Linked DNA regions of Homo sapiens: all the other regions are linked to region 1. The links are chromatin contacts, found by Hi-C or POLR2A ChIA-PET in ENCODE. All regions are on one chromosome and are shown on one strand. Each heading gives the region's core, a stretch centred on a gene start or an enhancer-like site at or near the end of the contact. The rest is flanking DNA. Distances are from core to core; before and after follow the strand shown.

Region 1 (2,985 bases), core at 210-2,709:
AAGGACTCATGCAAGCGGTCCATAGAAGAAGTGAATTGAATTAGAATTTATTTATTTATTTATTTTGCAGTGACTAGCCTAATCTCTACAAAAAGTACTTTAAAGGCTATAAAAGTAAATTCTTTCTGATTTTTTTTCCCTTTTCATTTTAAAGGGAGTTCCCAGAATTTGACTCTTGTTTTGAATGATGTCTTTGTAACAAACTTCCTGTGTTGACAAAGGACACGCTGAATTTCTGTTACTGTGGCTACCACAGAAATGAGAGCAGTTCCAATCGTCTCACTGAATTAAGGCCTTTATACAATTTCTTTCAAGTTTTCTAATTTTTATTATGTTTGTAGCTCTATAATATACAACCATAAAACAAGATAATATTACTATAACAATAATAAACAACTGTATCTCTATATATCTCTATATAATACACAAATAACACAGTAACAATACTTTACAACAATAACTCTACAGCATACCACTATAATAAACATTTGAAGTGACATGTGGGTTTTTTTTTTTTTAACTTCCCCTAGTCTTTGGACTTATTTTGCTTTAAATTATTTATCAACAAAGGTCTGAACACTTAATAACCTCTGCCTTATGGTGATACATTTCCTCATTATTTTAGTTTTGTATTATCAAAATAGAGTGAAAATGAGACAAATTGTCTCTGAACCTTAGCTATGCAGGAGATCAATCTGCTTCTACTTCATAAAAGTTGTTCAAATGTCACTGACAGGTTCTAGTAGAACCAGGGACATCAAAGTGTCTATTTAAAAGCTAAAGTGATTTTAGCATGACCATATTTTAAAATGCAAATGAATTTTTTCTATTACTCTAGCTAAAATGGCTTCTCATTATCATTATGTTTTTATATTTTTATGTTTTCTTTGAGAAGGAATCTCGCTCTGTTGCCCAGGCTGGAGTGCAGTGGCGCAATCTCAGCTCACTGCAACCTCTACCTCCTGGATTCAGATGATTCTCCTGCCTCAGCCTCCCAAGTAGCTGGGATTACAGGCGTGCACCACCACGCCCAGACGATTTTTGTATTTTTAGTAGAGATAAAGTTTCCCCATGTTAGCCAGGCTGGTCTCAAACTCCTGACCTCAGGTGATCCACCCACCTCGGCTTCCCAAAGTGCTGGGATTATAGGCGTGAGCCACGGTGCCTGGCCTATATTTTTACTTACAGCTTTTCTTTTTCTTTGCTGCCTTGTATTTAAAGGCAACAATCTTTTTTTACACAGCGTTAGAAATGCTCAACCACTTTTTGAAATGTTAACCACCATAATGCAGCCCAGATAAGAAACAAAATTAAGAGCCTCAAGAAATACAAAATTGAGAAACATTCCAACTAAAAACGTTTAAACAAAATAGTCTCATTCTTTATAGATACGAAGTTTATGTGTAGAAGCCAATACACATTTCCTGCCTCTTCCCCCTCACTTCCTGGCCGCCGGTGCTACAGAGCAACTGTCCTGCCACACTTGAGTGAGATGGAAAAAACCAATTCTTCACCCCAGTTCACTTCCATGACTTCCGGCAGTGTCTGTTCAGAGGTCAAAGCTGTTGGTGATTTTCCACTTGTGCTGGACATAAACCTGGCAAAAAGGCAGGAATTTTAGGGACAGAGGGCTTTCTACCATGGCAGGTCAGAAGGGCCTGGGGGAACAGGGCCTGACCCACACCAAGTAAATATTTGTTGAATGAATGAATGAATGGAAGAAATGGTATCTTATGGTTTGTCTTTTTTGGAGACAGAGTCTTGCTGTTGCCCTGCCTGGAGAGTGGTGGCACGATCATGGCTCTCTGCAGCCTCGAGCTCCTGGGCTCAAGCATCCACCCATCTCAGCCTCCCAAGTAGCTAGGACTACAGTCATGTGCCACCATGCTCAGCTAATTTATTTTTATTTTTTGTTTTTGGTAGAGACGGGGACTCTCTGTGTTGCCCAGGCTGGTCTCAAATTCCTGGCCTCCTGAAGTGCTGGGATTATAGGTGTGAGCCACCGTGCCCAGGCAATGCCCCGTGTTTTTAATAGAATGACGTAGAGGTAATTGTTTTTTCTTTCTGTTTTGAGATGAAAACAAGGAATTGGTTTCATTTTCATTATTTTTTCATCTGTACTTCAGTGCTGCTGAAACTTTCACCTGAGAGGAGGATTTCAGATTTCTCGATTCTGCCCCCGCAACGAGTTGCTTCTCTTCTTTCTCTGCACAGTCTTCACTTTCATGAAGCCAAATGCCTCCTTGCAATTCAGCTCCTGGTTTTGAGTGTGTAAGGAAGACACACGCTTCTCGTGAAATTCTGGAGAATGTCTCCGGACTGCGTGGGAAGCTTATGAACCAGAGGTGCCTGTACTGACAGAAGCCTGTGAGCAAAGAGGGTTCCGAGAACTGGTTAGCTCTTTCTAGCCGGGAATATTAAGCTGTAAAGAACAAGGAAATGGAGGGAGCATTCACATATGTACTGCAGTTGGCATGGGGGTCTCCTTGGAGAGGCTTCCTGTGGGCAACTATGGGTGCATTCAGTAGGGACATTTAGATAACTAAGATGAGCCCTGGAACAACCAAAATAGAGTCAATGTAATAAAACACTCTCTGATTCTGGGACACGTCCCCCTCGTCTCTGAAAGGAAACACTTGGCTTCAGTTTGGCTCAGCAATGTAACACCTTTTCTCCCGGCTTAGAACCAGCTCTTAGCAAGCAGAGTGGGTGGCTTTTGTGTGATACCATGGGCACTAGTAACGCCTCAGGCTGAAGTCCCGGCCTGATAGGTTATGCCCTTAACCTTCTAAAACCAGAAACGAGAGGAAAGAAACCACAGAAGGAAACTGTAGAAACTCAACCCCAGGGGAGGCGAGCATTACCTTCATAATTTATTGCAAACAGTGCCTATTTTGTTTCCAAAGTGTTTTAAATTAAACTTAGTTGTGTATCATTTGGAATGTAAATATTCATCCTCAAAAGTGAGTAGCAGGGAGTATGGAC
Region 2 (2,985 bases), core at 279-2,778, 540 kb after region 1:
GGAAACCATTTCCCAAAATGCATGCTTTTATACCACATTTCCCACCCACCAGATAACCGAGACAGTGCACGTAACACAGTTTGAATTAAAGAATAATCTTGTTTTGGCCGGGCGCGGTGGCTCACGCCTGTCATCCCAGCAATTTGGGAGGCCGAGGCGGGCGGATCACGAGGTCAGGAGATCGAGACCATCCTGGCTAAGACAGTGAAACCCCGTCTCTGCTAAAAATACAAAAAATTAGCCGGGCGTGGTGGCGGGCGCCTGTAGTCCCAGCTACTCGGGAGGCTGAGGCAGGAGAATGGCGTGAACCCGGGAGGCGGAGCTTGCAGGGAGCCGAGATCGCGCCACCGCACTCCAGCCTGGGCGACAGAGCGAGACTCCGTCCAAAAAAAAAAAAAAAAAAAAAAACAAAGAAACTTGTGTTGGTAGACAAATAAATTCATGAACTGCAGATATAAATAGATCGAGCACTAGATATGTTTATTATCTCCAGCACAGCACTGCCTCCTGGTGCGGATTATATTCCAGTTTTCAAAAGGAACCATAGAAGATACAAGCAATACGATTTTATTTTGGAGGGATTTCTAGCATCATAGGTCAAAGACGTTATTAAGTATCGACTCTGAAAAAGCAACTATAAATACTGCAAATCGACTAAGCCAGAGGACGCAAATATATCCTGCGTGTTGTGTGCTGGACTGTGGTTGAGACTTCATGGTCGTGCTCTGGGCTCATGGGGGCAGCTGACTGCTCATAATTAAGATTGCTGTTGCCGCTGCCTGTGTTCCAAAGAGAACACAAGAGGACAGAGCTAAGGTGTAGGAATGCGGAAGAACTTGCAGAAACTAGAGCTAGTCTTCGGATTGAAATGAATTACCAATAAAGGGTTGGGAAATGGATCAAGGAGAGGGAAGCGTTTTGATGGTCCCTGCTCCGAGGTTCAGCCCATTTGCAGTTGCTGATAACCTTGTCAGGTCACCAGATAAAGGCAAGTCTTGTCACCCTCAGGCACCTGGCTGCGAAGTAATAAAACGGTTGCCTTATCATCTAAAGGTGGAGTGAGTCAAACCTCAGCCCAGGGTAATTATAGTAAACTGAAATTGCCTGTCCTTTACAAAAAAAAAGGCGGAGGGAGAGAGAAAGGAAAAGGGCTTAAGGCAGGAAATTGTGTTTGTCTTTCTCCTTGGATTTAAAAAAGAAACGAGCAAAACAGCAAAAAGTTTTCCAGGGAGTGAGAAAAGCAGCCCGGCTAGACTCCCCTCACCCTGGGTTAACAGGATTGCCGACAGATCAGGCCCACGTGATGGTCAAGAAAAGAGGCTCAAGCTGATGAAAATCCAAGAAATCTTCTTAGGAGCCTTCCTTTCTAAATGTAAATGACTGAGTCATTGCTTTGCTAAGGAGGGAAGGAAGTTACAATCACACCAAGTGACTCATTCATTGCTGTTAGCTCCGGCAGTTGGATGAAAAGTTTTAGCAAAAGCAGCAACAAATGTACTTTAAATACTAGCACAGTAAGGGAATTCCTGTCTTTCAGGATGAATGCCATCCACACAAAAGAGCTCCTGTTGACATCTCATTTACAATCTCCCCCAGGACACAGACAAGACCCTTTCAATAAATCCAGCTCAGAAACACCTATTGTTCAAAATCTTCAACTCGCCACAGGCTACCACCACTCCCTATGGCTTTGCAAAATTAAAGATTTAGAAGAAGGATGGGGCGGTGGAAGCTATGAAAAGAGGCAGGAAAAAAGTTCCTTTGACCCGATGCTGTCAGAGAGCGTGCATGAAGAAGAAAGTTAATGGTATTTCCATTTATATAAGAAGCGCCTAAGAAATGCCTGTGACGTTCGTGAACTAGTGATTGTGAATTCCAAATTTGATGCCAACTTTATGTGTAAAGAAGCTAACTCCTGCCAACATCGTGGCTGAATGAACAGCTGGGACTATGCTTAACCCATTCCCAGCTTATAAAAGCCCCATGGCAGCTGCAGTGAAGCATCAGGTGAGTCTGATATGGGCTGTCTGTTCCCTCGGGGATTTGAATCTTGCCTGTCCTTTCCAAGTGGAGTCTTGTGCCTAAGTGCTAGAGCCCACTCCTTCCTCCCCACTGATTCCCTTCTTTCCATTTCTGCCATTTCCCTTCTTCTTTTAATAAAACTTGGACATTTTCTGGAGTTACATGTTTTTCTTGGGATGTACTTCAAATTAAGGAGCATATTTATGTTTACAAACACACGCACACGCACACACACACACACATACACACAAAAGAATCGGGCATTTCTCAAGTGGTGATACCTTTACCCTCCTTATTTTTCACTTAAGGTTCCCCATCTCAGTACACGATCCCTTTATCTGCCCCGAGTTCAAGCCAAAACTCAGCATTATCTGTAAGCACTCCTTTGGGTCCTTCTCTCCAGTCTCTTAAATCCCTGTGGAGTCATTCCACATCCTTCTGTGCATCTTTCTGCTTCCCTAGATCCTACAGTTTTAATGTTATCTTCTGGAGTATCACAGCAACTTCCTTAACTCAAGGTTTCTCCAACTCTGAGTTGTCACTTAGTGGGTAGTGAAATAAGATGAGTCATGCAGTTTCACCATTTAGAAAATGCAAAATGTTAGGTAGAAAATGTCAGCGTACATCCTGTGTAGAAAAAGTAAGTCTTGTTGTGAAACCTCTTTCAGTTTGTGTGTGCGTGTCCCCGGATCTGTGTACATACTGGGCAACAGGGAAAATGCATTTTGTAGGTCAAAATATTTGGAGAAATACGTTTCTACTTAGTCTCACTGGGTCTGTCTTTTCTGTTTCCAAACTATTGTGTACACTTAGAGGAAGAGTGGAAACCCTCCAGCAGGTCCTGTCAGTCTGCAGTTTACAAATCTCCCCTCAGGATAAGAGTTCCTATTCACCCTTTTCAGGTCTCAGAATTCTGCCTCCTCCTGACCACTTTTCCTTTAGTTATTCAACCCATCAAGTTCC
Region 3 (2,985 bases), core at 191-2,690, 530 kb after region 1:
GGCCTATGATTTGGAGTAATTTCCTTAACCATAAAATAGATGGAGACAATAATGTTTGGCTATTTCCCAGGGATTGCCTGAGTATTGGAGGAATAAATCAAGCAAATGTCTCATTACAATATCATATGGACTCTGGGATGGGGAAAGACAAGGTGCATGACATAGAGGCAGTCACCCCTCATTCCCTGGGTGGATGACTGGCAGAGGCCCAGCCCAGGAGAACTTCCCATCTATGTTGACTCATGAAACACACAACTTCATCTCTCTTTTTTTTAGAGATAGGGTCTCACTCTGTCATCAGGTTGGAAGGCAGTGGCACGATCATGGCTCACTGCAGCCTCGATCTCCTAGGCTCAAGCAATCCTCCCACTTCAATCTCTTGAGCAGCTGGGACTAACAGGTGTGCACCACCACATCCAGCTAATTTTTTATTTTTTGTAGAGATGGGGGTCTTGTTGTGTTGCCCAGGCTGGTCTTGAACCCCTGGCTTCAAGCGATCCTCCCATCTTGGCCTCTCAAAGTGCTGGGATTAGAGGCATTAGCCACTATGCCATGCCCGGCCCATCTTTATCATTTGAATGCAGCTCAACAATAAGTGTCGACTTCCTCATTTTTTAGCTAATGCACCTGACAGGAAATACGACTCAGGGAAAATACAGTGCTTGCAAGGTGCAGAGTCAGGAGCGAGCCAGCCAGCCTCAGGTTCTTCCCACTAGCCCACAGCTAAGCCTCTGGCTAAACAATGCCAGTGCATATACATTGTAAATATCTTGCCTCACTCAATTTAGTTTCTTGCATCCAAACCATGGTGGAGCTCTGGTTCCCAGAGAGGCATGAGTGATGGTAGTCCTGCTGGGAGTAACGCTCATCTCAGTGATTCAGCTGAAGACCCAGAGTGGGTGGGAGCCATAATTAGGATAGAACCTCTCCCTGCTAAAATTGAATGAAACTACAGCATTGTACCACTTCTCCTAAGACATGTCTTTACAACGTGAACTCACTATTTTGTTCAAAATGGATTCTCAGGACATTCCGCCCACTGATATTTCAAGAAGCTAAATAACATATTCCAACATCAAATGTCTGATCTTTTGGATTATGTATTGCTTCTTGTTAGCTCTCCTTGGTTTCTTCTTTTAGTGTGGATAATCCAAACTGGACAGTGAGGCCAGGCACAGTGGTTCACACCTGTCATCCCAGCGTTTTGGGAGACTATGGTGGGAGGACTGCTTGAGTCCAGGAGTTGCAGACCAGCCTGGGCAAGATAACGAGATCCCATCTCTACACAATTAGAAAACAAAACCAAACAGTCCCCCTCCAAAAAAAAGCTAGATAATTCAGCCAAATATGGAATCATTTGATTTGCTGTGACATACAGTAAAAATCCTGCCATGATGTGATAAGTGGGGGTGGGAGGGGCTAGTTCACATTGTTTCCAACGCATGACTGACCTTGGGGACTGAGCCTCCAGTGCGGCTCCTACACTCCCCAGGCCAACTGCAATTGGACGCCACCTGGTGGCTGTTGTCAGCTCATCTTCGCTATCGATAGGGATAACTCTGGATACCTTGCTCAACAGGGACATTGGCAGAGTTCCAGTAATGCTTGACATCTACCATGGTTAGACTGGACAGGGAGAATACTGGAGACATGGCTTCTCCAACAGGGTGGTCCAGCCCCCAACACCCAAAGAAGATAAGATTTTGAGATCCCCCCCAACTTCGAATAAGGGAGCTGAATGGAGGGCAGGAACCATCTCCCATGTTGTTATACGGAGGGACATTACTCATTATTATGAGGCTTAAGGAAAGGAACCATCTCCCATGTTGTTATACGGAGGGGCATTACTCATTATTATGAGACTTAAGGACAGGAACCATCTCCCATGCTGTTATGCTGAGGGACTTTACTCGTTATTATGAGGCTTCACTGCAGTGAGCGGCACTGTCCAGTCATGGGCTAGGAAGGTAAAAGGAATTCAAATCTTCATGACTGCTTTTTTTTTTTCAACTACAGACGGGATCTCACTGTGCTGTGTACGCTGGCCTTGAACTCCCAGATTTAAGAGATCCTCCCCCTCTGCCTGCTGAATAGGTGGCACAACGGGCGCATGCCACCATGCCCGGCTTAAGATTGCCATTTGAAGGAGAGGAAAGGGATTCAAATCACAACTCACACTTCCCCATAGTTCCCCTTCTTCATTTTCCAATTCTTCTGCACTCCAAAACTCATACAACGAAATCCTTCCATTTTCCCCAACATCCCCCTTTCCTAGATTTGCTAAGCCCTAAACCCACACTTCTCTCCTAAGGGTATTTTGTTTGTTGGTTGGTTGGTTTCAGTTCTACTCTCAGAATTCAGTGCCAGGAAAGATTTAGAACCCACTGAGAAGGTCTGAGCACCAGCAGGTGTGTGACACATAAGAGTGAGACTGAAGGAGGGTGAAACACCAGCCAATATGTTTGTCTTGCCTGGTCAAAACAGAAAGAGAAAATGAGAAAGAGAAAAAGAGAAAACGAGCAGTTTCTATACAGTAAGTGAAACATCTGATTTGTTTAAGAGTGACGTTCTCTTTTTATTTTGAGACGGAGTTTCGCTCTTGTCGCCCAGGTGCAATGGTGCAATCTCGGCTCACTGCAACCTCTGCCTCCCGGGTTCAAGCAATTCTCCTGCCTCAGCCTCTGGAGTAGGTGGGATTACAGGCCTGCGCCACCATGCCTGGCTAATTTTTGTGGGTTTAGTAGAGACAGAGTTTCACCATGTTGGCCAGGCTAGTCTCAAACCCCTGACCTCAGGTGATTCACCTGCCTCGGCCTCCCAAAGTGCTGGGATTACAGGCATGAGCCACCGCTCCCTGCAAGAATTGAGAGGTGAAGCCAGCTGGACTTCCTGGGTCGAGTGGGGACTTGGAGAACTTTTCTAGCTAAAGGATTGTAAACGCACCAATCAGCACCTGTGTCTAGCTAAAGGATTGTAAACGCACCA

Evidence for each region. A loop is a pair of places that touch in the nucleus more often than their neighbours do. ChIA-PET counts read pairs that join two places held with the same protein, here RNA polymerase II (POLR2A). Pooled maps may share reads with other maps.
Region 2: a map of natural killer cell shows a loop between it and region 1 (7-fold over the local background). The contact joins the promoter of DLGAP1-AS2 here to the enhancer-like site in region 1. A Hi-C loop is called at or near these places in 4 of 168 maps with a recorded cell type or tissue (CD8-positive, alpha-beta T cell, naive thymus-derived CD4-positive, alpha-beta T cell and natural killer cell), 3 of 37 single-sample maps with no recorded cell type and 11 of 50 pooled maps. POLR2A ChIA-PET finds 5 or more read pairs at or near these places in 5 of 52 experiments (CD4-positive, alpha-beta T cell, CD4-positive, alpha-beta memory T cell, activated CD4-positive, alpha-beta memory T cell and 2 more).
Region 3: a loop to region 1 is called in a map with no recorded cell type, with 8 times the contacts of the local background. The contact joins two enhancer-like sites. A Hi-C loop is called at or near these places in 3 of 168 maps with a recorded cell type or tissue (CD8-positive, alpha-beta T cell and naive thymus-derived CD4-positive, alpha-beta T cell), 5 of 37 single-sample maps with no recorded cell type and 13 of 50 pooled maps. POLR2A ChIA-PET finds 5 or more read pairs at or near these places in 5 of 52 experiments (CD4-positive, alpha-beta T cell, CD4-positive, alpha-beta memory T cell, activated CD4-positive, alpha-beta memory T cell and 2 more).

What each region holds. Positions count from the first base shown.
Region 1 is chr18:3,059,277-3,062,261 of GRCh38, forward strand. No RefSeq gene overlaps it. Among named protein-coding and RNA genes, the nearest start is that of LPIN2, 48 kb to the left of the region's middle. RefSeq lists enhancers at 1,375-1,669, 2,037-2,166. Within about 2 kb of position 1,460, at least 8 of the 41 ENCODE cell types and tissues checked have a DNase peak (open chromatin) inside an H3K27ac peak, as active enhancers do; they include CD4-positive, alpha-beta T cell, CD8-positive, alpha-beta T cell and natural killer cell, where a contact is called at or near this core.
Region 2 is chr18:3,602,209-3,605,193 of GRCh38, forward strand. It overlaps DLGAP1-AS2 (DLGAP1 antisense RNA 2), which reads left to right and starts at 1,529. Exons shown (of 3, transcript NR_119377.1): 1 at 1,529-2,007. The region is part of intron 7 of DLGAP1 (DLG associated protein 1); the gene reads right to left. RefSeq lists enhancers at 1-549, 550-1,344, 1,120-2,319, 1,345-2,138, 2,516-2,585.
Region 3 is chr18:3,584,496-3,587,480 of GRCh38, forward strand. All of the region lies in intron 7 of DLGAP1 (DLG associated protein 1), which reads right to left. Among named protein-coding and RNA genes, the nearest start is that of DLGAP1-AS1, 8.1 kb to the right of the region's middle. RefSeq lists an enhancer at 2,443-2,612. Within about 2 kb of position 1,441, at least 6 of the 41 ENCODE cell types and tissues checked have a DNase peak (open chromatin) inside an H3K27ac peak, as active enhancers do.